Linked DNA regions of Mus musculus: regions 1, 3, 4, 5, 6 and 7 are each linked to region 2. Evidence: chromatin loops called from intact Hi-C (ENCODE). Cell type or tissue: left cerebral cortex. All regions are shown on one strand. Region 1 overlaps Wdr93 (WD repeat domain 93). Region 2 has its middle 4.0 kb from the start of Mir9-3hg. Region 3 has its middle 11 kb from the start of Ticrr. Region 4 overlaps Gm31740 (a long non-coding RNA gene). Region 5 overlaps Plin1 (perilipin 1). Region 6 holds the start of Ticrr (TOPBP1-interacting checkpoint and replication regulator). Region 7 overlaps Rhcg (Rhesus blood group-associated C glycoprotein).

What was found. Hi-C counts contacts between places; a loop is a spot of excess contacts. Peaks named below come from ENCODE experiments on the same cell type or tissue, not always from the same donor. Only the 100,000 strongest peaks of a DNase experiment are listed, where the experiment ranks them.
Region 1: a loop joins it to region 2, with 2.8 times the contacts of the local background. A loop is called at or near these places in 4 of 42 quality-filtered maps.
Region 3: it touches region 2 in a loop (8-fold over the local background); 8 of 42 quality-filtered maps call a loop at or near these places.
Region 4: a loop joins it to region 2, with 4 times the contacts of the local background. A loop is called at or near these places in 30 of 42 quality-filtered maps.
Region 5: it touches region 2 in a loop (8-fold over the local background); 14 of 42 quality-filtered maps call a loop at or near these places.
Region 6: a loop joins it to region 2, with 4 times the contacts of the local background. A loop is called at or near these places in 8 of 42 quality-filtered maps.
Region 7: it touches region 2 in a loop (9-fold over the local background); 33 of 42 quality-filtered maps call a loop at or near these places.

The regions. Positions count from the first base shown.
Region 1 is chr7:79,778,971-79,782,970 of GRCm38, forward strand. The region is part of intron 17 of Wdr93 (WD repeat domain 93); the gene reads left to right. Among named protein-coding and RNA genes, the nearest start is that of Mesp1, 13 kb to the right of the region's middle. In left cerebral cortex, a CTCF peak has its summit at 1,761 (motif pointing right); DNase peaks (open chromatin) are centred at 1,756 and 2,082; H3K4me3 peaks cover 495 bases.
Region 2 is chr7:79,493,989-79,497,988 of GRCm38, forward strand. No RefSeq gene overlaps it. Among named protein-coding and RNA genes, the nearest start is that of Mir9-3hg, 4.0 kb to the right of the region's middle. In left cerebral cortex, CTCF peaks have their summits at 81 (motif pointing right) and 2,187 (motif pointing right); DNase peaks (open chromatin) are centred at 100, 2,205 and 3,981; H3K4me3 peaks cover 348 bases; H3K27ac peaks cover 800 bases.
Region 3 is chr7:79,647,463-79,651,462 of GRCm38, forward strand. No RefSeq gene overlaps it. Among named protein-coding and RNA genes, the nearest start is that of Ticrr, 11 kb to the right of the region's middle. In left cerebral cortex, a CTCF peak has its summit at 1,758 (motif pointing left); a DNase peak (open chromatin) is centred at 1,751.
Region 4 is chr7:79,545,352-79,549,351 of GRCm38, forward strand. It overlaps Gm31740 (a long non-coding RNA gene), which reads right to left. Exons shown (of 3, transcript XR_391642.2): 2 at 1,758-1,921. Among named protein-coding and RNA genes, the nearest start is that of Gm31740, 3.1 kb to the right of the region's middle. In left cerebral cortex, a CTCF peak has its summit at 1,916 (motif pointing right); DNase peaks (open chromatin) are centred at 1,988 and 2,562; H3K27ac peaks cover 1,214 bases.
Region 5 is chr7:79,727,859-79,731,858 of GRCm38, forward strand. Plin1 (perilipin 1) reads right to left here. Exons shown (of 9, transcript NM_001113471.1): 3 at 1,993-2,197; 4 at 112-194. Among named protein-coding and RNA genes, the nearest start is that of Plin1, 2.9 kb to the right of the region's middle. In left cerebral cortex, CTCF peaks have their summits at 536 (motif pointing left), 1,547 and 2,110 (motif pointing right); DNase peaks (open chromatin) are centred at 548, 1,555 and 2,061.
Region 6 is chr7:79,658,333-79,662,332 of GRCm38, forward strand. Ticrr (TOPBP1-interacting checkpoint and replication regulator) reads left to right here and starts at 1,864. Exons shown (of 22, transcript NM_029835.1): 1 at 1,864-2,670. The coding sequence starts at 2,008. In left cerebral cortex, no CTCF peak of the experiment used is centred here; DNase peaks (open chromatin) are centred at 1,775 and 3,009; H3K4me3 peaks cover 1,567 bases.
Region 7 is chr7:79,592,956-79,596,955 of GRCm38, forward strand. Rhcg (Rhesus blood group-associated C glycoprotein) reads right to left here. Exons shown (of 11, transcript NM_019799.3): 10 at 1,827-2,033; 11 at 408-845. The coding sequence ends at 1,851. Among named protein-coding and RNA genes, the nearest start is that of Rhcg, 23 kb to the right of the region's middle. In left cerebral cortex, a CTCF peak has its summit at 2,138 (motif pointing left); a DNase peak (open chromatin) is centred at 2,123; H3K4me3 peaks cover 182 bases; H3K27ac peaks cover 799 bases.

The DNA.
Region 1 (4,000 bases), 280 kb after region 2:
TATCCCACATCTAGCACTGGGCTCTTGGCCTGAGCACTGTCTATCTGTCCAGAGCCCAGTGATTTTAAATAAAGTCTCACTGGAACACAGCTTCACAGATAATCGGTGGCCGCTTGTGTGTCTCCATGGCAGTGGTTGTAATGGAGAGCCCGTGACTTTTCAGGTATGAGTTGTTTACTCTCTGGCCGTTTATAGGAAATGCCCGTCTGCCACTGATTTCATTCTCTTCTCCGTCGCAGATGGCTATTGCGGGTGGATGTCTTATCCTTTATTCACTTCACCCTCCCCAACCCTTTGCTTGCTTTCCTTTCTGTTCACAAAGCCCAATGAACAGACGCAGGCTCCCTGAAGGAACAGGAGTCTCACTTCACGGGGCATCTCAGGACGCTATAAATCCTTGACGGTTCCCACAGTGGCCTGGCTGCTTATTTTGGGTGGGAAGAGGTCAACTGTGGGTTGCTCGTCTCATCCCTGGCCTGACTTTCCGGAGCGTCCCAGATGATAGGTTTATCCCCTTCCAAGACTTATCTCATAAAAAGTAGCCTCTGAGCTTCTGTGGTTTCTTCAGTCAGGGGAACACCCATGAGGTTCATCAGAGTCTCTCCCCTTTCTTCATTTAGACCTCTCCCTCAGGAAGTACAATGGCCAAGATATAGAGGTTTAAGACCAGACAGGCCTAGGTGTGAACTTTGACTCTCCCATTTACTAGCTAGGAGACAAAGGCTGGGTCACCCTTTCAGTGCCTGTCCCTAAGCTCACGGATACAGAGCATCTACCACTGCTGAGCCATGTTGCGGGTATTTTGAGTAGGCCTAACTTCTAGGGCTTGTAGGTTTTAGGTAAGATAATAAATACCAAGTGCCAGACATAGTGTGTGTCTTAGTGTTCTATTGCTGTAAGAGACCATGACTAAGGCAAGTCTTATAAAGGGAAGCATTTAACTGGGGGCTGGCTTACAGTTCCAGAGGCTTAGTCCATTATCATCATGGCAGAGAGCATGGAGACAGGCAGGTGTAGTTGGATAAATAGACAAGAGCTACATCTTGATCGCCAAGGGGAAAAAGAGACGAACGAGACACAGAGAGAGACAGACAGTCAGAGAGGAGTGAGGGTCTGGTGTGGGGTTCTGAAACCTCAGAGTCCACTCACAGTGACATACTTTCTCCAACAAGACCACACCTCCACATTTTTCTAATCTTTTCAAATAGTATCACTCCCTGGTGACTAAGCCTTCAAATCTCTGAGCCTGTGGAGGCCACCCTTATTCAAACATGGACAGACATGTGGATTTGGGGCTGAACAGTCCATATTCATGTATGTAGAAGTCAGTTTAATACTATGTCCATTTAGCAAACTACGGAGGTCAGTGGACTGTTCAGCCCCAAATCCACATGATGTTTAGCCCATCAGTAGGTACGCTGTCCCCTTCTGTTAAAATCAGAATGTCTGAGGGCTGGAGAGATGAGTCAGAGGTTAAGAGCTCTTGCAAAAGACTGGGGTTTGATTCTCAGCACTCACAGGGTGGCTTACAACTGCCTGTAATCCACTTCCAGAGGAAGTGACATTATCTTCTGGCCTCTGGGGCACTGCATGAATGCAGTGAACACACATATATGCAGGCAAAACCCCCATACACATAAAGTGAAATAAATCTAAAACAGTTGAGAGAGAGACAGACGCAGAGAGAGACAGAGAAAGAGACAGACATGTGGGAGCCTGGGGAAATCCTAAATATGACCACTAGGTGGCAGCACAGTTCCCCTCTGCTTTCTATTTCGCAGGGCCAGCCTGCACTTTCCTCTTTGCCTGCTAGGCTAGCCACCACCCCTGAGCTGCACTCCAGCCCCCTGCCTGCTTTGCCCTTCTTTGCTGAGCAACTTAAGAGGCTCTCTGTATCTCACTTGGGGACGTCTGTTGCTTGATCAAGAAAGGAACGCGGTCTCATGGATCTTGGGAGAGGAAGGGACTCTGGAGGAGGGGCTGTTCGGCTGACACTGCGTGGGTCAGAGGTTTGGCAGCAATGCTCAGGAGCATTCTGGACCCTGGGGACCTGCGCTTCAGATAAATGTAGGGGAAAGTGTCACGATTTCTACACTGTACTTCCAAATGACTCAGGAGCGTATTTATAGAGACAGAAAGTAAAAATGGTAAGAGATGGTGAAATCCAGGGAAATGTTTATAGAGAGCCCAAGGGAACTAGAGCTGAGGTCAGCGAATGTGGGTGAAGGGCCATCGGACTCTGCACCCTTTTAACAGGCATGGAAGTTTTCAAAAGAAAAAGACAGGGAGAACTGATAAGCCATGACGATAGTCCCATCCTGGTTTTGAGTCAGGAAGAAGATGGGGGTGTGTATTTGTGGGACATGGGTACAGTGGGGCGGTGAGCAGGTGTGGTGGTTTTCCTTGTGTTTTCCTGTAGCTTTCCCACAGAACACCGCCATTGTTTTGGCAAACAGACTGCAAACAGTAGTGGAGTGCTTCCCAAGGCCATGGTCTGAGCTTGCTTTTGCTCCTGGAGTGGGCGGGGCTCTGTGGCCTCCCAGTTTAATCTTGCTTCCTTCCCCATCTTTCTATGCTCAGCCAGCCTTACTCCTTATAGGGTGACATTTCCCACTTTACCCAGAGGTCAGTAACATGACACCTGCCTGTGGGAGTTGACCCAGGGCCCCTGGACCACCAACCAGACCACCGCAGTCTGGGTAACTCACTTCCCTTCACCTTAACCAAGTGATCTTGTCATAGATACCTGATGAGAAGCCAGACATGGTGCCACCGTGCCACCTTAGCACTTGGGGTGCTGAGGCAGAAAGGTGGGGATTTGAGACCAGCCTAGCAAATGTAGCAAAACATTGTTCCAAAAACAGAAAGAGAATTGTATTTTTAGTGTGTGTGTATACATATTTATAAAACTTTGGAAAACATGAATATGCAAAAAAGTAAATTTAAATAACCCATACTCCCACCACCCCCACCCCAAGTCATCAGCACCACCATTGACATTCCTTCCTGGTCACTCAGCCTGGCATTTCACCAAGTTAAGGTCCGGTTTCATGCATGTGCTTGTGTCTGACTTTATATTGCTTCAGCATATGACTTTCTGTAGATGTGTGCATACATGTGCAGGGTCATATGAGGAGACATGTGTGTGGTGTCTATAGAGGCCAGCACCTCCGAGGCTATCCCTTCTTATTTTTAGTTACCGCTTACCTTGGGGACTTCCGGTCGGGTTATTTTGGCTTTTCCGTTTGATTTGTTTGGTTGATTTTGTTGTACTGGTGTGTATGGGTGCATCTACATGTGAGTTCAGTGCCCTGGGAAAGCGGAGTTGATCCCTTGGAGCTGGAGTTACAGGCAGTTGTGAGCCACCCGACTTGGGTGCTGGAAATGAAATGCAGGTCCTCTGCCAAGAGCAGTGCGTGCTCTTAGCCACGGAGACATCTTCAACCCTATTTGTTTGTTTTTGAGACAGAGTCCTTCACTGGCCTGGGGCTTGCCAGGCCGGGCAGGCTAGCTGTCCTCTGAGGCCCCAGGGGTCCTTTGTCCCTTACCTTCCCAGCACTGATCACATTTGTGCACTGTCACTTTACAGATGGAGCTGTCCCCTTAGCCCCTGGTTTTTAGTTTTGAGAGATATCATTATTGTGTCGGTCAACTTCCTGGCACTGTAACAAAATACCTCAGATGATTAACTTGTGAGTAGAAAAGGTTTCTTTGGCTCCTAGCTTTGTAGACTGTAGTTCATGGTCATTGGGCATTACAATGGGGAACACGGGACAGGATAAGACAGCCCTGCATGACAGACATTTTAGGCAAAAAGAGTAGGAAGAAAGGGCTTATACAGGGGGCTTCCTGCCCATGCCATGCCTGGAAACACCATGATTGATTAGCCAATACCAAAGGTTCCTACGTATCATGCCATTATAAAATTCACCTCTCCTGTCATCATTACCAGCTGGGTCATTATGAATGCTGTCTTTTTTTTTTTTTTTTTTTTTTGAGA
Region 2 (4,000 bases):
GCACCATTTTCAAAGTTAATCAACCAGCCCATCGCTCTGAGCAGGCATCCAAGTATGTTGTAAATTGTCACAGTTGCCACATGGTGGCGCACCTGCCCTTGCCTGCGAGGGAATTTGCAGGATGGCGGTTTTGACAGGTGTCAGATCTTTTCTCTTTTCTCTGGAGCCCTGGCTTGCTTGGAACTCACTATATAGCCTCAAACTTGCTGTGATGCCTTCCGGAGGGATGACATTCTGGGCTTGCAACACTATTCCAGCTTTGGTGCCAGATCTTCCAGAGACCGGCCTCCAAAACATGTGCCCTTGACTGCACTGCAGTAAGACTCCAGGGCTACCTGCTGGGAAAGGCACACAGAGCATCTTTGAGTCAGAGAACTGGCAGTGACTGGACCGGATCTTGCTAGTACAGACCAAAGACAGGGACAAGATTCAGCTGCAAGGGGGAGTTGGGCTAGCAGAGTCTCAGACACTCTTTAGTCCTTGAGCCTCTGGTCTTTCTTTTGATGGCTGCCTCACCTATCTGCTTCAATCATTTCTGATTTTTTGTTTCCTCGTTGCTAACTCTTCCAGGCTGCTGAGCTCCCCTGCAAGCCTCCAGCCTGGGCCTTCCTCCAGTGCTCAGAAGGGATGTGCTAGATCCAGGCCAGGCTAGAGATCAGTCCTCCTGAGCATGGGACCAGGCCAAGATTCACTCAGTTGGTTGTCAGGGAGAGGGGAGGAAACGGAGTTGTAAACAGGGTCACAGAAGCCCATCTGGTCTAATTGATGGGTGAGGTCAAAATGGACATCTCTGGGTCACAGAGATGACATTGACTTAGGCTCCTCTTTTTTAACGAAAGCACATGTTTACTTTTTAAGTTTGTTTACTTTTCGTTAACATAAAGCCATGCGAGCTACTACAGCATCCCATAAGTTAGGTCTCCAGTGGCCTTTGCAGGAAGGTTCCTTTGGAATTTGGTACGAACCATGCCGTTGTTTCCATGGCCCTGAGTGAGTTAGCTTTCCCCCAGACTACTCTGGTTCTGTCCTGTCTGCCTCCAGGAGACACTGGAGCCTTTGTTTTATACACATCAGAGCATCTCTTGCCTAAGTAGAACTCTTTCGCTGGGAAGTGGTGATGCATGCCTTTAATCCCAGCGCTCGGGAGGCAGAGGCAGGTGCGTCTCTGTGAGTTCGAGGCCAGCCTGGTCTACATAGTGAGTCCCAGGACAACCAGGGCTACACAGAAAGAAAAAAAAAACTGTCTTGGAAAACAAAACAAAGAAAACAAAACAACAAAAAAAAAAGAACTGATTTTTTTCTTTTTTCTTTCTTTTTTTGTTTTTGTTGTTGTTGTTTTGAGACAGGGTTTCTCTGTGTAGCCCTGGCTGTCCTGGAACCCAGTTTGTAGACCAGGCTGGCCTCGAACTCAGAAATCTGCCTGCCTCTGCCTCCCAAGTGCTGGGATTAAAGGCGTGTGCCACCACCACAAGCATAAACATATTCAATTTTAAGCAGAGCCATTTGCTCTCTTTGGTTCCAGAGACTCGATTATAGCCTTTGGAAAGCTAATGACCTCTCCTGAGCTAAGCCTCTAGCAGTGTGGGCTCAGAACCCCCGCACATATTTGTTGAGTAAATGAATGTCAAGGACCCACCCACACTGTGGCCACTGGGAACATCATATCTGGATCTTCAGAGATTTTTCAAGACTGCAGCTGTGAGCCCTGGACCTCCAAATCTTAATCATTGCCTGAACCTCCAAGTGTTAGGTGCCCTCAACCCCACCCCTACCCCAAAAGAAATAGCTTTTTGTCTTTCGTTTTCTGAAATCTGTAGAGATGAGGAGGACCCTGGCTGGAAGGAAGCCACTGAGATGGAAAGGCAAAGCTGGGGAGGGTCTAACACTTTGGTAAGCACAGGGGTAAAGAAAGAACAGGCAAGGGTCTGAAGTCTCCAGGCTTCCATCCAACTGTCCTGATGTTCCCAGCATGCAAATGATGCCCTTGACCCGCGGCAGAGTTTGAAAGATAAAGAGGAGCCAGGAGGAGAAATAGAAGTTCAGGTCACCCCGTACTGCAGTGTCCCTGGCGTCGCTATAGACCTAGAAGCGGGCGTGTCACCGCCCACTCCACTTAAGCAGAGAGCCTTTCCCGCCGCCAGGCCAGGCTTGGTGCGCACTTGCAGCCGAGTAGAAGGTCCGGCAGAGGGCGCTGTTGGACAACGCGCGGAGCCGCGTCAGCACGCCAGAGCCGCTAGGTCAGGACAGCGGACCACAGGACCCCGGGTTTGCCCGCAAGAACGAAAGGAAAAAAATGTGAATAGGAGTGTGGGAGACTCTTAGGAACATCTGTGTCTGCGAGAGCTTTCATTTAGTCTGGGCAGATCTCGGAGCTCTGCAGGCCTCACCAAATGCAGTTCTGGAGCCAAGAGGAGGGGGAGGGATCCTTTGAGCCGCAGAGCCTGCAGCCAGCCGCAAGGTTCTGATCCGGATGGATTCGAGTCCCGAGGCCTCTCTCTCTCTCTCTCTCTCTCTCTCTCTCTCTCTCTCTCTCTCTCTCTCTCTCTCTCTCTCTCTCTCTCTCTCTCTCTCTCTCTCTCTCTCTGCTTCCCAGGACTGGCAGGAGAGGCGCCCATTGTCCTGCGCACTCCATTTGCATCCTGAGCTCTACGCACACCCTTTCTTGGGTCACAGTCCCCCATCCTTGCCCTCTCACGGGCCCCTCGGTGACTATACTTTGGACGCCTGCTCCTGAGAAGTTAGACTAATCCTGGCGATGGCCAAAACAGGCAGACCAGAGGCTCGATCAACTTCTAGAAGGTCCTGGGCATCAGGGTTGCCCCTGGATTTGACGACTTGACCCCCCCAACCCCCTCTCCCGAGCAAGAGGGTCATGCTTCAGTGACCTTGCTCTGGGAAAAGCGATGGTCAGCCTTTGCTGAGTTTTCCTGGGCCACTGACCTTCCGAACTTTCTTGTTGTTTCATGGCTTCAAGAGTTAGAGACAGTGTCAGGCTCCCGGCCTGTCTAAGGAGTTTCTGGTACACAGGGCCTCTGAACCCTTTTCTGAATATTGACCTCAGAGCTGAGCTCACTGCAAGATTCACATCTCTCTGCATCCCCGGTCCCTATGGGAGGAGCACAGGGTTCTCTTTTGGCCATATTCATGAATCTGGGAACACATAGCAAGACCATGGTTAGCAAGACCTTCCCCCATTTCTCAGTGAGTCTGGGAAGTTGTGCTGGGAAGGCAGTTTGGGCCCAGGGCACAGCAGCGCTTCCGGGGGTGACCCCTACTAAAGCTGGACCCCTGTCCCTACTCTTTCGGCCCAGGAGCAGCTTTGAGATGCTGGCTGGAGGGTGCAGGAGCAAGGAAAGCCAAGAAGGGGACTACTGGATATGAGAGTGCAGATAGAAGACTGGAGATGTGACTACCATCTGGGCTGCTTGTCCCTTCCCCATCTCATTCCTGATCCAGTTCTCTCTCAAAAAACAAAAAACAAACAAACAAACACAATAATACAACCACTGGGACCAAACACCCAGCCGCAAACCAAAGGGCTTTCAGAATGAGGTGAGTGGGTCAGATTCATTCGAGGCAGAGTTGCTTTCTCTCTCTCTCTCTCTCTCTCTCTCTCTCTCTCTCTCTCTCTCTCTCTCTCTCTCTTTCTCTCTCTCGTGAGATCCATGTAACCTCAAAACGAACCTGCCCTTTTCAGTGACTTTACTTCATCCAAAAAAGGCTGCCGAGGGCGGGAGCTTAGGGGACGAACACTGACGCCGGGGCTAGAGCCGCAGAGGCCTAATGGATTCAAGGCCTGCGCAGGCAGAGGCGCACCCGCCGGCCTGCCCGCGCTCTCAGGAGCTGACAATGGAGTCCCGGGGTGACCTGAACAAAGAATTTGGAAGTAGTTAAACTGCAGAACACGTCCTGGGCCTGGGTGCCTCCTTTCAAAAAGAGCGCTGGGAGAAGAAAAGAAAGCACTGGGGGGTGAAGGGGGCGAGAAAATGCCCAGGGGAAA
Region 3 (4,000 bases), 150 kb after region 2:
GAAGTCTGGGACCACACCAGCCTGTGGACAGGGTTTGTACAGTGAGTACTGCTGGAGTCTGAGGGGGTGGGGTTGAGAGGAGAGCAGGGTCTGGCCTCTAGCTTGCAGGAATGTCCCCCACCCCACCCTTCACAGCATCTGTAAACCACACACACACTATTTCACTGTACCACAGCCCATAATGATCCTGCTGCCTCATCTTTCCAGTCTCAACCTGAATTTACAGGTGTAGAACACCATGTCTGGCTGAAATTCTTAACTAAAAATGTTTAAACTCAGGCTGGTGAGATGGCTCAGCGGGTAGGAGCACTGACGCTGCTCTTCAGAAGGTCCTGAGTTCAATTCCCAGTAACCACATGATGGCTCACAACCATCCATAATGAGATCTGACACTCTCTTCTGGTGCATCTGAAGTCAGCGACACTGAACTTATAATAATAAATAAATCTTTTAAAAATGTTTAGCCGGACGGTGGTGGCTCACACCTTTAATCCCAGCACTTGGGAGGCAGAGGCAGGCGGATTTCTAAATTCAAGGCCAGCCTGGTCTACAAAGTGAGTTCCAGGACAGCCAGGGCTATACAGAGAAACCCTGTCTCGAAAAACCAAAAAAAAAAAAAAAAATGTTTAACCTTGTTTTATTTTTAAGTGTATGAATATTTTGCCTCCAAGTGTGTATGTATCTGTGGAGGTTGGAAGAGGCCATCAGATCTCTTGGGACTGGAGTTACAAATGGTTTGAGCCATTAAGTGGGTGCTGGGAACCAAATCTGGATCCTCTACAAGAACAAAAAGTACTCTCAACTGTTGAGCCTTCTCTTTCACTCAACTGTAATAGAATACTTACTTTTATGTGTGTGGTGTTTTGACTGCATGTAAATCTGTGCACCACATGTGAGCCTGGTACATAAGAAGGCCAGAAGAGTGTGCCAGATACCCTGGGACTAGAGTTACAGACACTTGTGAGATGGGAATGTAGGTGCTGGGATTCGAACCTGGGTCCTCTGGAAGAGCAGCAAGTACTCTTAAATGCTGAGCCATCTCTTCATGGCCCCTTCCCCATTTTCTTAAAGGGGCTTGGCACTTTATTTTGCAGAGGTGCATGCAAGTTACACAGCTAGTCTTGGCCCCTGACTACCCAGCTGTTAGAGTGGCAGAGTGAATAATCCTCCATTAGGGAAAGGTGGAGATACATACATGTTGTAGACTCACTGGATATAAAGGCAGGACAGCTTCCCTGAGTAGCATCCACTGCCAGCCCCTCCAAGGCTCTGAGGCACTGAATGGCCACTCCCATGCTGGCTGGGTGGTGGTGGGATGATAGAGACTGGAGGGGAGGCTGCCTGCATGGTTTGAGGGAAGCAGTGGGGACTTTGGCAGAGACTAGACTCAGGCCTGGGTTTCTCTTGCTAGCTATGAGAATTAAATGGAGCCTCAGTTTCCTCATTTGTAAAAGGAAGAAAATAAGACAAATAACACAGAATACCACAAGGCATACCCAGATGTCCCACTAAGTGCTAGAAATACTCGATTTCTCTTCTATTTGTGGAGGAGAAAAGGAATTATCCATCTTTCTCCAAAAGAAGGGCACTCACATGTCCCAAGTGCACCCAAGGTCTTTTGGGGAGTGTGAGGATGGGTTGGGGGACTTCAAAAACCCCCTGGTTTCTGCTTTTCACAGGCAAACTAAGGACAAGCAATTCTTTGGAAAGCAGAAGTCAGAGCCCTTAGTGGAGGGCTGCCATCGCCCCCTGCTGGTACTTTATGGTAGCGGCCTTCATTTCTAACTGGAGAAATAAATTCTTGGTTGTATTTTAATGAAATTTTCAGGATAGGCATTTTGCTAGGTCCTAAGGATACAAAGAGAAAGACGTTGCTTGTTAAGGTTTGAAAATGAGAAAAAAAATAAAAATTAAAATTAAAAAAAAGGAAAAAAAAAAGAAAATGAGGTGTGCCGGGCAGTGGTGGCGCACGCCTTTGATTCCAACACTCGGGAGGCAGAGGCAGACAGATTTCTGAGTTCGAGGCCAGCCTGGTCTATAAAGTGAGTTCTAGGACAGCCAGGGCTATAAAGAGAAACCCTGTCTCGAAAAACCTAAATAAATAAATAAATAATGTTTTAAAAGAAAATGAGGTGTTCACTACAGTCTTGTGTTTGAACAGTTAGCCCCCAGTTCAGTGGTGGCTTTATTTATTTATTTATTTATTTATTTATTTATTTATTTAGAGATTGTAGAACAAGGTGGCTTACTAGGGTCTCTCTCATTTCTTACCTAAGCACACTGCTTCCTGATTCAGTGAGGTGTAAGTTTCTCCCCAGCTCCTGCTGCCAGGCATTGAGCTGTCCCAGCCCAGATCCTCTCCACTGTACGGCTGTGTGTGGGCAGTTGTATGGAGGTCAGAGAACCACTGTGGGGAGTTGACTCTCTCTTTCCACCATGTTGAGGATGGGTCTCTCTTGTGTCCACCATGCTGTGTATTCCAAGCTAGCAGCCCTTTAAGCTCCCAGGGGATTCTCCCGTCTCTGCCTCCCATTTTTCTGTGGGAGTGCTGGGATGGCAGACAGAGCCAAGGCTTCTGGCTGGGAAGGGGCTGAACTCTGGTCATCTGGTCTCCACATACACTGAGCCATCTCACTGGACCAGAAAAATGAGTTTTTATTTTTATTTGTTTATTTGTTTTAGATTTTATCACTCTTAACTTTACTCTGAAACTCAAACTTACCCCAAACCATTGTTGCAATAGTAGTTAGCCATGCACAGTTGTACCCCACTTCTCAGAGCAGCATTGGTAGTCCAGCAGGCCCAGTTCACACCATAGCTTAAGAAAAACTCAATGGGGCTGGAGAGATGGCTCAGCAGTTAAGAGCACTGACTGCTCTTTAGAGGTCCTGAGTTCAACTCCCAGCAACCACATGGTGGCTCACAAGCATCTGTAATGGGATCTGATGCCCTCTTCTGGTGTGTCTGAAGACAGCTACAATGTACTACTCATATACTCATAAGATAAATAAATAATTCTTTAAAAAAGGAAAGAGAGAAAGAAAGAAAGAGAGAGAGAGAGAGAGGAAGGAAGGAAGGAGGGAGGGAGGGAGGGAGGGAGGGAGGGAGGGAGGGAGGGAGGAAGGAAGGAAGGAAGGAAGGAAGGAAGGAGAGAGGGAAGGAGGGAGGGAGAGAGAGTGAGAGTGTTGGGATGTGCCAGTCTAAGTTCTGATAATGAGACATGGATACCTACCTACCTATCTCTTACTAGCTCTTACTGTAAGCCCACGTTACACGATTTTCAGTGTTCCTTGAAAGGAGGCCGACTGAGGAGTCACTGGTCATCAGAGCCAGCAAGTCTGAGTCAGCCATGGGTGTCGTGCGGTCAGCCCTCTCATCTGAGTCGGGGAGCGACTTCCACTGCCATCCTTCCTTTCCCCCCTACTCCTCAGCCCTGGCTACCCTCAGCCTCACCCCTAGGGCCATCCTTCACCTTGAAAGCAAACAAGTACCACTGCTTTTTTTTTTTCCCCATATGTTGTTCCCCTCTTCTTCAAGCTTCTTTCCATCACCCGAAGAACTGGCAGGACCAGCCTCAACCTGGGGCATTCTAAAGGGGCGGATTTGTCTGGTCGGTTTTGCTTTTGGGTTGTTTGTTTGCCTGTAGAGCATGACAACTACAGCCCCTACAAAGCTGAAATTATTATTTTTTTCTTGCTGTCCTGAAACTCACTATGTGGACCAAGCTGACCCCAAACTCTGAGATCCGTTTGCCTCTGCCTTCTGAGTGCATGAATTAAAGGTGTACACCACCATACACCCGGATAGAAAAAAGTTTTCTCTTTAAAGAAAAGGAGCCTGGCATGGTGGCTGTATTGAGCATAGTAAAAACAGCTTTTAGACATGTAAAAATAGGTTAGTCAGGATCCCCACTACACCCAAGGCTGGACCTGATAACTAGAATTCATTGACATCACTCACTCAAGATAATCTGACACAGGCCTAGAACCTTATGATGCCC
Region 4 (4,000 bases), 51 kb after region 2:
ATGTGACCCTACCAAGTTAGAGGAGACCTTCAGGCAGACCACCTGCTTAAGCCAGGTTGGGGAGGAGGACTGCTGGAAGGCAGGTTGCAGGGGTGGGGTGGAGTGGGAAGGGGACTGCTGGAGGCTCCATCAGGTCAACCAAAGAACCATGGCTGTTCTGGAGGCCCTGGCTGGTCGCATATTTCCATCTGGGCTCAGAGACCAGACTTTCCAGATCCTATCCATATATATATATATATATATATATATATATATATATATATATATATATATGCTTATTTAAGTAATATTCTTGCAAACAGCAAGATCTTGTTTCTCCTTGTGAGTAGCAGCTGGAAGTTGGTAGGGCAGGCAGGCCACTGGAGTGAGGACAAGGCAGAGGTAAATGACAGGTAAATGACTTTAAGGGATAGGTTTAAAAAATGGGAATGGCTCAAAAACCTTAGGCGTCCACCCCAAGGAGTCAGGAACCGAGCTGCCTCAAAGGATCCCTTTCGTGTTTGGAGAATACTCTGAAATTCCAGTTGGCAGACCTCATGGGTTAATGTTGGAATTACTAACCCATGTCTTATTGGTGAGAGTGCGTGTACTTTACAAATCCATGAGTTTGAGGAGGCCGGTTGCTGCTGCAGGAACTAAATGTTTTCCTTTCCAGGGCAATGGATTGGCCTCAGATCATAGCTCGAACAACAAGCGTTTAAGCCCACACTTTCTCTCTTGTTCAAATCTTCCCCCTTTCTGGGTCAAAGCCAGTGCACACCCTTGCTGCCCTTCAAGGAACCAGCCATACTCATCCCAAAAGCCAGGGTAGGGCATAGTCTAGTGGGAACAGAACACAGGTTAGCTTCAGATCTGGTCAGTCTACCTGGTGGGACGGGGAGGGGGACGGGGGGGGGGCAGAGGCCTGGTGCAGCTGTTGGGAAACTCCTTCTTTTTTGACTCTGGTCACACAAGAAAGGCCTGGCGCAGATGTCTCAGCTTGTGCTCCAACCACTGCCCCCTCAAATCTCTACCATACAGTCTCTTCTTCCCAATTCTAACCCCCTTGTCTTGGTCTATGGCCTGTGAAACCTCTGTGCTGGCCAAGAAGAGAGCATTGGGGTGAAGCAGCTCTCCATGACACCCAGGAAGCAGCTCTGGCCCCTGAGCATGATAATGCATGTAGTGCCAACATTTCACCTCTAAAGGGGTCTCCTCCTATCACCGTACCAACCACCCTTGTTTCTTTGAAAGGATTTGGGACTCCTGCGTATGGTGTTTCTATCTTCAAGCCAATTTGCCTTAGGTTGTTGACCTTTTGCTCTGGCTATGTGACGCTCACATAACACTGACTGCAGCTGGAGTTATAGAAGAGGACCTCTGTTGCATCTACAGTGCAGAGAGATGCCCTCATTCTGCACAACCAGTTAGCACAGTCCTTACAGCAGAGGGAACTGGCTCTGATCTCCCTAGGCCCTGGTGGCAGAAGCCCCAGGACAGGCCTTTCTACAAGCTTCTACAGCTACCCCTTCTCGGCCTGTGGTGGGTAAGAAAGGGATTCTGGCTTTTTCTTTCACGTGCTTTCTTTGATTGCCTAGAGCATCTCAGAATACACCAGAAATCAGCATCCAGGGCTAGCTCCGGGTGCGCACCCACCCCCCAACCCCCTTGGCCCTGAAGTCCACACAACCTTCATTAGCAATCTGTGGAGAATGGAGGGGCAGGGTGTGCCTAGAAGCCTTTACAGACGAGAGGCTGCGATTTTCTCGCTCCCGTACCATTTAATTTCGTGATCTTCGTTCCACTCTGGCTGGGCAGTTTCCAAGCTCCTCTCACTGCTGAGCAGAAACCCAGAGGCAGAGACTCTACAGTTCGTACTCTTGGGTTAGGTTTGCAGTTGCCTACGTTAGAGCGGGTCACAGGTCCACCGGCAGAGGGCGCCCTGAGAAAGAACAGAGCGGGTTTGAATGTCTTTCCTGGGTCCCTGGCGCCACACTGTGGGACTAGATGATTCACAGCCACACCTGTCATCGCTGTTTCCCAAACTGGCAGAGTCTCTTGGACAAAGCTACTGAAGCAGGCCTGAAAGTGGGTGGGAAGGAGGCGTCCCCACCTACAACAGGAAGGTTGCCGGCTACTGCTTCTTTTTATAACCACGTGAACACTAAAGGAAGTCATTGTTAGGCGCACTGTGGAGGTGTGTGCGTGCCAGCAGTGTGTGCATGTGCTCACATTAAGTGTGCAGAAGCAGGGGAGGGACAGAAAGCATAGCTCCTGAGATGGCTCTTAATTCTGAGCGGGTAGAGTTTTTCTAGAGCATTTAATTCAAGTAATCTCTCCTCTATTTGTGTGTGTGTGTGTGTGTGTGTGTGTGTGTGTGTGTGTGTCACTTTGTAGCCCAGGCAGATCTTGAACTCCTAATCCTCCTACTTTAGCCTCCCTAGTACTGGAGTTACAGGTCTATACTCTCCTCAACCAACTTGAGCATTCCTGTTAGTAGGGGGAAAAAAAAAGATCCTGTGATCCAGAGATTGGGACAGATTTCTCTAAGGTCTTGTAGCAGCTACAAACAGTGCAGTGTTGACTCAGCTAAGGCTGGGAAAAAGCCACCTCTCAGCTGTCATCTATGCATCATATCCTCTGCTGTTAAACACTGCAGTGAGCAGGATGTAGAGTGAATAAATAAATTAAAAAATATTGAAATTGTACCAGGTCCACGCTTCTGGGATCACATTGGAAAGTGTGAGTGCATGCGTGCGCATGTGTGTGTATGTGTGTGTGTGCACTCGTGTGCACATGTGTGCATGCATGTGTGTGTGTGCATGAATGTGCATGCATGTGTGTGTGTGTTCATGTCTGGGAGGTAGCATATGCTTTCTTGGAAAGAAAATATGTCTTATTAAGGAATGTCTGTAAAGAACTTTGTGTAACTCATTTGGTGGCTAACACCTGTAATTCCACAACTCCAGAGACTGAGGAAGGAGGAATGTGAATTTATGGCCAGCCTGGACTACATAGTGATTTCTAGGCCAGCCTGGGATACAGACTGAAACCTCTTCAAGAGAAGGGGTAAGGAGAAAATTGTGTGTGTGTGTGTGTGTGTGTGTGTGTGTGTGTGTGTGTGCCCACACACATGCTGTGTTTGCCCATGGAAAGGTTAACACATGCCTATATATTGCATGAAGGTGTATTTGTGCTATGTGTAAAGGGATGTAGAATAGTAAAGAGCTATATGTGTCTAGATAGTGTGCTCACATGTAAAGGTATAGCTCGGATTAGGAGTAACTGCTTCTCCCAACGGTATGCCTGGTACACATATACCTGGTGCTCTCCTGTTCACTGATCCCCACTGCCCCCTTTCTTCACTCCTTCAAATGAGCCCTGGAGCACACCCATCCCTGAGCCCCAAAGAAGGAAGAATGGAAAAGAGAGGGTGGGAGGGTCAAGGGGTGCTGGATCCAGGGTGTGGCCACGTCCCGAAGCCCAGCAGGCTCCAAGGGCTGCAATTAGGCAAAGCTTCTGGTCTGCAGAGGGAGGAGGAGGAGGATTATAGCAAATTCATTTCTGTTTTCCAGCTCAGTAAGCCAGCAGCATGTCCCTGATGTTAGCATGAGAATGAGCCAGAGCTCTGTGAACCCCTCCCCACCCGACCTGCTGACCCCTCTCCCCCCACCCCCCATGTGAATAGCAGGACTCACAGCCTGGACAACCTCTCCAACCAGGGCCTGCAAAGCCAGTCCTACTCAGGGTAATTTAATATATTTTAAGCCCCCGGCGGCTTTATTTTCCCTCCTTTTTGAGTTTGTTTTAGGCATTCACAGCTCTCACCCCGTCATTAGACAGCCTTATTTGACGGACGGAAGGAGCTGCTATGAGACCACAGCCCTTTGTGTCCCCCACATAAGCTGGGCTTCCCCGTAATTAGAATGGTATTCCCAGCCATTGGGGCCTTTCATGAGGCGGAACAAAAACTCCCCGAGATGAATATCCCCCAACTCTCAGCCCCCTGGATGGAAAAGGG
Region 5 (4,000 bases), 230 kb after region 2:
CCATGAACACAGAAAGTTCCACAGCCAGAAAGTTCCGTCAGCTGTCCTCGTTCATGAAAGGAGGAGGTCCCAATAGAGTATAGGGGGCACCACGGAAGAGGGAGGACTCACCTTTTCTGGAGGGTATTGAAGAGCCGGGATCTTTTCCTCCAGGTGGTCCAGGCCTCTGCAGGCCAACTCATTGGCAGCTGTGACTGAAAGGGAAGGGCCATGTTGGGGTAATCCCTGAATGCTTGTGAGGCACTAAGAGTGGCCTCCGTCTCAAAGAAAGCACATTGGGGCCCAAGATTACAGACTGTTGCTTCCAGGGCATTTGGGGACCAGAGAGTGATCATGTACTTATATAGTGATCTCGTACTTATGATTCCTTGAGAGCAGGGTCATTTTGGAGTCGGTGGGACCTGTACTCAAGGCCTTGCACCTCCACCTATACAGCGTGTGGCTTTAGCAAGTCTCTGTCTGTCTGGTAAGACTCACATAACCCCTGTTCTTTATCTCTAGGGTCCTGGGCAGTAGCTCTCTGCTGCCCCCTCCTGTCAGGAGTCAAAACCATCAGCCTCTGTGGTTCCACGTCTGGATGGGCAAGCTTGTAGTGATGGCAGCAGCTCTGTGAATCACCAAGCGCTTTTCGCTTCCCTCCCCTTCTCCCTGTTCAAGGTTTTGGAACCCAGGTGGAAGTGAGGGAGGTGGCACCTGGGCCTTTGCACTGGCCCAGTGAGAGCAGGCTTGCTTAGTCCTGGAGATGACGAATCCACAGCCACAGACAGAGCCAATCCAGATGGACCCTAGAACCAGCTTTCACCCCCAACTGTCAAGATGGCTGAAAGCTGAAGGGAGCCACAGGGAGGAGAAAGAGGATGTTGCCCCTAGGGAGTGGGACAAGCCACAGAAGATGCAGACGTGTCAGAGGAGACTGCCCGTGGTCTACTGAGGGTGCAAGCTACATGGTCAAGATCATGGAAGGCACAGATTCAAAAGGTATTTATAGATACTCTTTCATATTTCTTTCACGTAACAAAGAGCTCAGAGGACTTGGATATCTTTTGATTGAACAGAATGAGGACTTCCAGGAGGGCTAGCCTAGAGCCTGAGACATTTTTATTATCCTATTATCAGTAATTGAGTGTATTTTTCTTGGACAACTTTATTCACGCATATGGTGCATTTTCTCACTCTTATCCCTGCGTCTTCTCAATCCCCCTCCCACTCTTGTTAACCCCCATGTTCGTTTCTCATGTTCTCCTCATTTTGTTCTGGTCCCCCCCTCTCCCCCCCACCGTTCACAGAGTTCAACCAGGGCTTTGTATGTGACCACGGATTTTAAGTGGAGCCTTTAAGTCTTCCTTGCCTGGTTACTTGGGTAGAATTCTCACATACCCACAAGCCTCTATCAGGATGGTAGAAGATGGTAGAAGATTTCTCAGTGATGCTGAGAGTATCCTCAGCCCTGCCAAGAGACGGGACTTTCAGGAGGAGGCAGAATAATAGAGGCGGGGCGAGCCTGAAAGGACCCTTGTTTCTGCCACCAGCAGCTCTCTGCTGCCCCCACCTGTCGGGAGCCAGTATCAGCAGCAGCTGGGCGAATGAGCCTTCTCTCTCCTTAAGCCTTCAGCACTGCTAGGCCAGTTTTCGAGCGTGTTTCTGCTGGTTTGTGATACTGCAGCTTCTGTTACATTTGGAGTTGGAGTGGCTAAATGTCCTGCCACTGGTCCTACTCTCACCGCTGCTCACAGAGTTGTCCCCACCACACCCGGACCTCTCCCAACATTCTTTGGCTGTCATTGTTAGCCTAAGATACCCCAGGCTGGGCAAGTGTAGATATATGTCTGTAGAGGAGAAGACCAGGAGGTCGGATATAGGTAAGCAAGGGAAGCAGTCAGGGAGGTGTACAAACAAGCTGTGAGACGATCAGACAGACCGACAAGCAGAGATGCAGACATGCGGGGAGTATCAGTGAACAGGCAGGATGCCACAGAGTCTATGAGGACTCACACTGGGTGGACAGCCGACGGACCACCGGCTCCATGCTCCAGGCAGCCAGGTTGCTGGCACCCTGTACACCCTTCTCATAGGCATTGCACACAGAGGCCACCAGGGGGTGGGCTTCTTTGGTGCTGTTGTAGGTCTTCTGGAAGCACTCACAGGTCCCGCTCACCACAGGCAGCTGCAGAACTCTCTGGAGCACGTTCTCCTGCTCCTGTCAGCAAAGAAAGAATCAGATGCTTCCACCCCCACTCAACCTTCTCACGAGCTATTATTCTCTCACTGTCACCTCCTCTGTGAGACAGGGGACATACATCTCATGCAGCCCTGGAGAGCCTGGAACTCCCTATATAGTTGAGGATGACCTTGAACTCCTAGCCCTACTGACTCCATCCCCCAGTGCTGGGATTACAAGCATATGTCATGTGTCACTAGGACCAGCTTTTGACTCTCTTCCATCATGGCTCTGTCTGTCCTTGGGCTGTCTACCTCTGCCACCCTGCTCGGATTATGTGTACACGTCTCCTTTCTCCCAGTAGAGTGGCCTCTAGTCCCTAGTACCTGTCGCACCCTGGAGAATTGAGTCACACATGGGGCTGCACCTTGTAAAATGTGTAAATTAAGCTCCCTCCTTCTCCCTCTCCCTCCCCCTCTCCCTTCCCTACTCCCTCTCTCCCTCTCTCCCCTTCCCCCCCTCCTTCTCTCTCCTTTTCTTTTTTTGATACAGGGTCTCACTATGAAGCTCTGGCTGCCCTGGAATTAACTGTATAGATCAGGCTGGCCTCAAACTCACAGAGATCTGTCTGCCTCTGCCTCCCAGGTGCCGGAATTAAAGGCGTTGCACCACCACCACCTGGTTTATAAATGGGTCACATGATAGAACTGTGGTCCTTTCCTCTAGACACTCTAAAATTTGGCATGGCCTTTTTGTTTTGTTTTGTTTTTTGTTTTTTGTTTTTTTTCGAGACAGGGTTTCTCTGTGTAGCCCTGGCTGTCCTGGAACTCACTTTGTAGGCCAGGCTGGCCTCGAACTCAGAAATCCACCTGCCTCTGCCTCCCAAGTGCTGGGATTAAAGGCGTGCACCACCACGCCCGGCTAGGCATGGCCTTTCTTAAAATATGACACTCCGTGTTTAAGTTGGTGGTCCGGTGAGCCTCGGCCTGTGGGGTGTAGTGGGGCCATCTCTTCTTACTCAGATGCCTCCATACTCTTATCAAAACATTTTGCTTTGTACAGCACTTGCACAATTAGATTTCAGAAAGTAGAAAAGGCCCAGTCTGTGAGTGAGAGAGTGATGCTCGTCATGGGGTGGGAAGCTGTAAGGATCCAGGGTAGATGCCTAGAGCTCTCTTAATCGGCACTGTAACTTGCTGGGGCTGCTCCCTGAGTCGGGCTCTGCTTGCGGGAGGCTGAGTTAACAGAGCCATCAAATAGACCTGCCTGGGCTCCAGGACAGAGCAGGCCACACGGATTTTAGCTTTCCATCCTGCAAGTGAGTCAGATATCAGAGGGAGAAAGGCATTCTGACTACAAGAGGAAACACCCTCTTTAACCGTCTGGAAATGGAAGAAGCCACTAATGGTTGGTTAGAAGGTTTAGCGTTTTTTGTGCTCCATTGACCCCTTTCTCATGACTTAGTACAAAGGAAGACAGTCGCCCTTAGTGCAGAGCTTAGTTAAAGCCTACTTTGGAATGAGTGTCCTCTCCTCCAGGGTCATACGCCTGAAGTTCACTCTCTGAACTGGGTCCAAATCAGAGAGGCCCTGGCAAAAGATGTCAAGGACACGTAAAAGTATCAGAATTACTCAAAATCGTGGCGAGAACTGGGCCAGAGCTAAACCCCGAACAGACTAAACTCCTAATTCATTCCCGCACATGGCAGCACAGGCTGTGTGCGGCAGAAGAGGATCAGGGGCTGAAGCCAAAGCCACAGAATGCGTGGGCTCTGTAGGACGCGCGCATCCTTCTGGGTGGTGAGCTTGTGCTTCTGGGTTTAGGACCAGGTGGCTTCTTTCC
Region 6 (4,000 bases), 160 kb after region 2:
TACAGAGTAAGGCCTTTTATTAAAAATAGAATACTGACAACAGAAATCTAATAATCCTCATTAATTCCAAGATTTATCTAGACAACTTAAGTGTAAGATTTGATTAGATTGTTCTTTTTATTTCAAAATATGGCTGGCAAGCTATCATTCTAGAAATGGTGTCGTCTCCATTATTTTTATATATTGATTTATAATTATATTAGGAACATTAATAATATGTGGCTTACTTACTTTCATAAGGCCACATGTCCTTTTTTTTTTAAGTCATTTAAGTTAAAACTCAATCAGATAATCCCAAATCCTCTTACTGTGGTACCAATAGGAAACACATATGAGGGGCTGAAGAGATGGCTCAGTGGATTAAAGCATTTGCTGCACCTCCAGAAGATCTGGGTTCGATTCCCATCATGCAAGGCTGACTCACAATCAGCTGCAACTCCAGTTCCAGGGGATCCAACACCCTATTCTGATCTCTGAGCACAGGCATGCACATGTGCAAAACGCCCATACACACACACACACACAAAAAAAAATCCACTGGCCAGAGATGAGACCAAGAGGGAGCATACTTGCTAACAACATGCCAGGCTGGGAGTTCCATCCCTAGCAACACCTCCCTGCCCCCATATACAATAAAGTTAAAAAGAAAGCGGGAGGGGGGAGGAGGAAGACACGAATGAGTGTTGGAGATGTTGGTTCAGTGCTTGACTGTCCAGCATTCAGGAAGTCTTGGGTTTGATCCCCAATACCCCATAAACTGCGTTTGGTGCAGGGGCATGTCTACAGTCCCAGAACTAGGAAGGTGGAGGCAGGATGATCAGAGAAGTACAAGGTACAGTTTGAGGCCAATTTGGAATATAAAAGAAAGTCACAAAAACAAACACACAACAAAAACAAGTAAAACAAAACCAAGACTTCAGAAAACACTAATCTACTGAATGGATGAGCTGTAAGAAGGCGGGTGCTGGAAATCGGACGTTCTAGTGTTTTTTTCTGCACCCATTGGACTGGCTTGCGTACTCTCTGGTGTGTTCACTCCTTAGTTTGTAAAACAGCCTCCCCAGGTGCTCTGCAGACGTCTGATTAGGTATCTTTATATTACATTTTCCTACCTAGGACCCGTATTGCTCTTCTGTCACTTCTCTTTCTTCCCGAAAACACTTCCCTGCCTTCCAGACCTTTACAATAGAGTATCCGAGGTCCTTCCACTATGCTCCAGCCTTGCTAAGTAGCCCCTGCTGGCTTGGAACCTGCGATCCTCCTACCTCCGTCCCTCGAGTTTGAGGATTATGAAATGTTCCTTTCGTCTTTTACAGAAAAAAAAAATTAAGCCCTCCGTCATAGGCTAAAAGACTTAAGAGTAGTCTAAAGTGAACTTGACTCAAGCATCCTAAACCCCTCACTGTGCACATCCCAGGCTTCAGGGTTCTAGTAAACACGCCCCGCCTTCCGCAGGCGACACACACACTCACGTACGCGCGCGCGTGTACAGACACACACACACACACACACACACACACACACACACACACACACACTCACTCACACTCACACTCACACACTCACACTCACACACTCACACTCACACTCACACTCACATCTGCGCACAGTAGCCCAAACGAAGGCTTCCGCGCCCACCGCCACGCCCCCGAAGTACCGCCTCTTTAAATTTTAAAACGAAGGCTCAGGCCAATGAGAACTACATTTCTCCCGGAACTCAGCGCCCCGCCCACCGCCACACCCTCCACCAATCAAGCGGAGGTCTTCCACACGCCTTCCAGTTAGGGTTAAAGAGGGAAGTGCTTACGTAACTTACGTTCAGCCTGCAGCCAATAGGAGCCGAGTTTGGGTACCAGCTCCTCCAATAGCTGCAGCTGTCGGAGAGCGCGGGAGCCTTCGGAGCAGGGCCTCAGAGAAGCGGGCAATGGCGCTGGTTCTCTGAAGAGAGTGCTTTACCTCAGGAAGGGCCACGCGCGGCCGGGCAGAGGGAGTCCCGTGGCGGCCGAGATGGCCTGCTGTCACAAAGTGATGCTGCTGGTGGACACAGCGGGCGTCTCTGCTCCTCATAGCCCGGCCCGACGCGCCGCCCTCCGGCTCCTCACTTACCTGAGCTGCCGCTTCGGCCTTGCCAGGGTCCACTGGACCTTCAAGTTCTTCGACTCTCAGGGGGCACGGAGCCGGCCCTCCCGCGTGTCCGACTTCCGCGAGCTGGGGAGCCGCTCCTGGGAGGACTTCGAGGAGGAGCTGGAGGCCAGGCTGGGGGATCGCCCTCCCGGAGCTCACCTGCCGGGCCCGACGCCCAGAGCCACCCACACGCACGGTGCCCTGATGGAGACGCTGCTCGACTACCAGTGGGACCGGCCGGAGATCACGTCGCCCACCAAGCCGATCCTGCGGAGTAGCGGCAGGAGGCTGCTGGACGCCGACGGCGAGGCCAGGGAGGCCCAGGCCGCGCTCGGGGGCTTTGGGAACGCCGTCTTCCTCCTGGCGCCCTGTCCTCACTCGCAGAGGGAGCTGCTTCAGTTCGTGTCCGGGTGCGAGGCACAGGCTCAACGCGTGCCGCTCACCCCCAAGCAGGTGATGGAGAAGGTGTTGCCCAAGAGAGTCCAAGAGGTTATGATCGCCCGAAATATCACCTTGTACTGGGTGGACACCACCGAGCGATCTAAGGTAAGGTGAGAAGCAGTCTGGATCCGGTCCGCAACTCCCCGACAGCTGAACTTGTCAGGCTCCGTAAAGTGCCACAGACCCAGAATGAACCCCGTGTGCCTTCCGAGGGAAACCCTTGCGGGTCGCAAAGGACAGCGTTCCTCCAACAAAATGGGTAGATTCTGGGTACCTATTAAATCCGAGTGTGGAAGAGCCTCTGCGCTTTGGTACCTGGGTGCTTTTGCGTCCTTAGTTTTGCTACACAGCACTTGTATTCCAGCATGGTGGAAGCCTGGTTCAGCCAGGCTACAGGACTTGGCCGCTTGTTTTGTCTAGTGCTGCTGTGTCTTCCTGGACCTCTAATCCTCTCCCTCTGAGGCAGTAGAAACCTCTCTTAACCTTTGTTGTTGGCCCGGCCTGATGACGCCCCAGCCCTCAGGAGGCAGAGAGGCAGGTCTCTCTCTAGTTCTAGCCTCCATCCAGGTCTATGCAGAGAGGCCCCATCTCCAAAACAAAAGCAAACCCCTTTGTTGTTGTGGCCTGTGCTCTTTCTCTATTGTGTTCCAGTTGGACACACCAGACACACCTGTCATCTTCCATTTATTCTAAAAACACCACCTCAATGACTGTCCATGGAAAGCTGAGGCAGGACTGTCACAGTGCAGGGCTAGCCAGGGCTGCTAGATCTTGTTTCAAAAAAAAAAAAAAAAAAAAAAAAGCAAACAACAAAAATCTCACAGTTACAGGTCTTAACTCCGTTTTGTATTTCCCCACAATTTAACATTGTGTTGAGGAAATATTTGCTGATTAAATTAATCACTTTTGGGGGGAGGGGGAGGTTCGAGATAGGGTTTCTCTGTGTAGCCCTGGCTGTCCTGGAACTCACTTTGTAGACAAGGTTGGCCTTGAACTCAGAAATCTACCTGTCTCTGCCTCCAAAGTGCTAGGATTAAAGGCGTGGGCCACCACTGCCTGGCTATTTTCGGGGTGTGTGTGTGTGTGTAAATTAATCACTTTTTACAAACTTAGTCTTAAAACAGCTAATTTGGATTTTTTTGAAGCAGTGATGCTTCTTGCTTGAGTAAGTGCTATGATAAATGTGTGTGTGTGCTTGTTTTGAAACAGACTAGTGTAGTGTAGTGGCCTGGAGCTCTGTGTAATGGATGATAAACTCTTGGTCTCCTGCTTTCATATGTATATAAAGATTTTTTTTCCTGTTACATCATTTAGTAAAGATATATGCACTACTGAGGTACTCCATTGAGTACATCCTACCCTGCTTTAGGTGCTGGAGATATGGTGGTAAATAAAGTGTATTTTCTAGTTTGGAAGATATATTAAACAGATGTGC
Region 7 (4,000 bases), 99 kb after region 2:
CACAGCCCTGTCATAGTTCACCTGTCCATTCCACACCTGGATATGTAAGGACCTGAAGCTTTCCCCATTTTAGAGCAGGAGTGGGGCGGGACTGGCAGAGGAAGGGGAGGGAGGGTTAGAGAAAGGCAACTGGGAGGGGGGTGCTCCCTCCTTACTTATGCCTGCTGGAATGGACTCAGAGAAAGCTAGTACACGGGTGGCTTTCTCACCAGTGTGGACCCTACAGAAAGAGGGGTACTTGGGGGAAAGAATGCAGTCTAGGGCTTAGCTCCTGACCCTCCCGGGCTGCGTGGACTTTTGTAGAGAGAGTGGCCCTTTGGGCAAGGGTCAGGGCCAGGCAGGAGGCCAGGTCCTCTGGGTCCGTATAGATCTCACAGGGGTCCCACCAGAACATCCACTCCCCAGTCTACAAAGAGCATCAACAACATTTATTTACTACACAAAATAGAGTGATCTTGGGTGCCTTGGAACATGGGAAATACATTGTTGGGGAGCAGGCGGAGGCTTGAAGAGTCCAAGAAGGGGTATCCCGGGTGGGGTGGGGGCAAGCTCGCCCTCCCATTCCACACCCCCTTCCCAACCCCCGGCCTCAGCTTCTCTTCATGCTACTTCTCACAGGCTATGAGCATCATGACCGCAGGCAGGGACAGACCTTCTGCAGCTGACCCTGGCTTGGAGCTCACTTTGTCCGAATCTCCTCCATTCTCAGCCCGGTGAGCCCCCTGGGATGAAGCGGGTGTAGAGGTGCTGGAGTCAGGCCAGTGGGCCTTTCCGCTGCCCTGTCCCTGAGTTCCCAGATATGTCAGCCCCAGCTCTCTCCAGAGCTTGGGGGCAATCTGTGGGGCCTGCAAGAGAGAGGGGGAGCAGCTGGTATGTCCCCACCACAGCTGTGCAGCCTCCCGGAACCTTGTCTGATCAGTGGCCGCAGTCTGGCTTTGGTCCTCCCAGAGACCTTCTCTCCTGCTTTTTACCCTAGACCCAGCTACTTCCAAGCTCTGGTCTCCAAGGGCATCAAACACTGATATGATCAATGTTAATGACCTTGAAAGGCCCCCTTCCCCTCACTTGGTAGCCGTGTGGCTTGAAGATCCTGTCCATTAATTTCTTCATCTTTTAAAAAGAAAGAAAGGGGCCTGGGATGTAGCTCAGATTGCTTGCCTAGCATGCACAAAGGCCTGAGTTTGAAGACCAGCATTTTATAAACTGGGTTTGGTGGTACACACCTATAATTCCACACTTGGGAGCTAAGACAGGATGGTCAGTAGTTCAAGGACATCCTCAGCTACTTAGTGAATTCAAACCTAGCCTGGGATATACGAGGTCCCGTCTTTCAAGGGGACAGGGATGATTGGTGGTGATGGCACCCATCTGTAATCCCAGCACTTGGCTGAGGCAGGGGGATACTTAATTCCAGGCTAGCCTGGGGTATGAACAAGAGGTAAACAACTACCTTGCTTCCTGGAAGTTTCTCAAGGTTTGGATATAGATATTACAGCACCCCATCAATTATTTTGTGCATTACAGAGGGGAAGGAGGAGGGAAGGTCTAGCCTGATCTAACCAAATAAAGCCAGGTCATAGATGGGGAAACTGAAGCTGACCTCTAGGCTGAAGAGACTCTCCAAGTCAAGCAGCGGCAGTTACAAAGCCAAGTGTGTTCTTGAGTCTCTTTCTATATGTTCCTGCAGTCTAGCCTGCCTAGTCCATCTCAACTCACACCTTCATTTCTTCATGCCTGCTGTTTGTCTCTTTCCTATGGCATCTGGCTTTGAGACCTGGGCCTCTGTTGAGAAAAGCAGATCCCCATCCCCCACAGATGAGACTTACCTGCTTCTCACCTGCCCTGGGAGTTTAGTGTACCAAGGCTGCTGAAGGTGCTGAAGTTGCTAAGGATACTGGAGGTGTCGGAGGGACTGGAGGAACTATGGATGCTGAAGTAGTTGGAAGTACCAAGGGCATTGCAGGTACCAGAGAAGTAGAATGTTTGTGAGCAAGGTCCTCGGGAATGTAGACAGTGTTCACCTCTTCATGAACCTGTGGAGAGAGAAAGCTACTCCCAGGGTCCAGGATGCCTAGTGGAATGCCAGACTAGTGTTGGGGCGGACCAAAGGCTGCAAATGCTGTGTGGCGAGCGCCACCTTGTGGGCATCTTGAAGACTACATGGTATGAATTTCCCTTCACTCTTGGTGCTGTCATGATTGGCACTGCCCGGGATGCTGGGGCACAGCAAGAACCTTGCCATAAGGACAGCAGCTGGTTAACCTTGGGTTGACACAAGCGTTCAGATTTCATTCTGGACTCAGATAAGCAGCTTGAGAGTCAGGGAGGTGGCACCCATTTTTAAAAACTGAGCAGTCTGGTATGTCAGAACTTTAGTCATATCCAAAAGTAGAAGAGGAAAATGCAAAGACCGGAAACGGATCTGGGAGGTGAAGCATCACGGTGAGGCAGCTTGGCCCACCTTCTCACAGCTGTGGACCCCTTTCTCTGGGAAGCCATTTCACTGCCCAGGTAGACAAATCAGGGGTGTGGGGACAGCTTTCACTTCCAGCAATTTAGATATTTCCCCCTAACGGAGTACTGCTGAGGTACATACCTGGGAGAAGGTATGGACTTGACATTAACTATGAAGGTCAGAACAAATCAGGATGGTCTGGAGAGATGTCTGTATAATCATGAGGAATTAGAGTTCCGTCCCAGTACCATGTAACAAGCCAGGTATCTGTCACGGGCCAGCGACCCCAGTTGCAAAAGTCGTGGATAGATGGTAGGTAAGTAGGTAGGTAGATTGAGTCAACTCTTATGCTTGGGGATTTTGGGTCCATTTTATTAGTATTATGTCCAAGTGTTTCTGATTGTGGTATCTCAAATTATGTTTCTGTGGCCTTTAAAGATAGGATGAAAACAGTTATGCTCAAGAAAGAAAAGTCTATTTGACATGTCCAGGGCAATCTGTATGCCAGACAGGAAGAGAGAAAGAGCAGGGTGGATAAGCAAATCTCAACTGCGTATGAAAAATCTACAGAGAAGGAAGAACGAGAGGAAACACACTAAAAGTATTAGTGATGCTTCAAGGAGGGTGTGTGTGTGTCTATGTGTGAGTGTGTGTCTATGTGCGTGAGTGTGTGTCTGTGTGAGTGTGTGTGTGAGTGAATGTGTGTGTGACTGTGTGAGTAAGTGTGTGTGTGTCTATATGTGAGTGTGTATGTCTATGTGCATGAGTGTGTGACTGTGTGAGTGTGTGTGTCTGTGTGTCCATGTGTGTGACTGTGTGAGTGTGTGTCTGTATGTGTGTGACTGTGAGAGTGTGTGTCTGTGTGTCCATGTGTGTGACTGTGTGAATGTGTGTCTGTGTGAGTGTGTGTGAGTGAATGTGTGTGACAATGTGTGTGACTGAGTATGTCTGTGTGAGTGTGTGTCTATGTGTATGAGTGTGTATGTCTGTGTGTGACTGTGTGTGACTGTGTGTCTGTGTCTATGTGTATGAGTGTGTATGTCTGTGTGTGACTGTGTGTGTCTGTGAGTGTGTATGTCTGTGTGTGACTGTGTGTGTCTGTGAATGTGTGTGTCTGTGTGAGTGTGACTGTGTGAGTGAATGTGTGTGCGACTTGTGTGTGTGTGTGACTGTGTGTATGAGTGAATGTGTGTGAGTGTGTGTGAGTCTGTGTGTGTGTGTGACTGTGTGAGTGAGTGTGTGTGACAGTGTGTGTGAGTTTGTGTATGTGTTGTGAGATTGAACCCTATGCTTTTTGACTTGTGCTCTACCACTGAGCTACACTCTTTGTTCCTATAATTATATTTCTAGACAGGTTTCTCTAATTCCAGAGTTTCTGTAAAGAGCTTTTAGCAATTTTGTAATTTAAAATAAGCAAATTAGGGCCAGTGAGATGTCTCAGTTGGTAAAGGCTCTTGCTACCAGGCTGGTGACCCAGAACCCATCTGATGGAAGAAGAGAGTTGACTGCCATAAATCATTCTCCCTCCCTCCCTCCCTCCCTCCC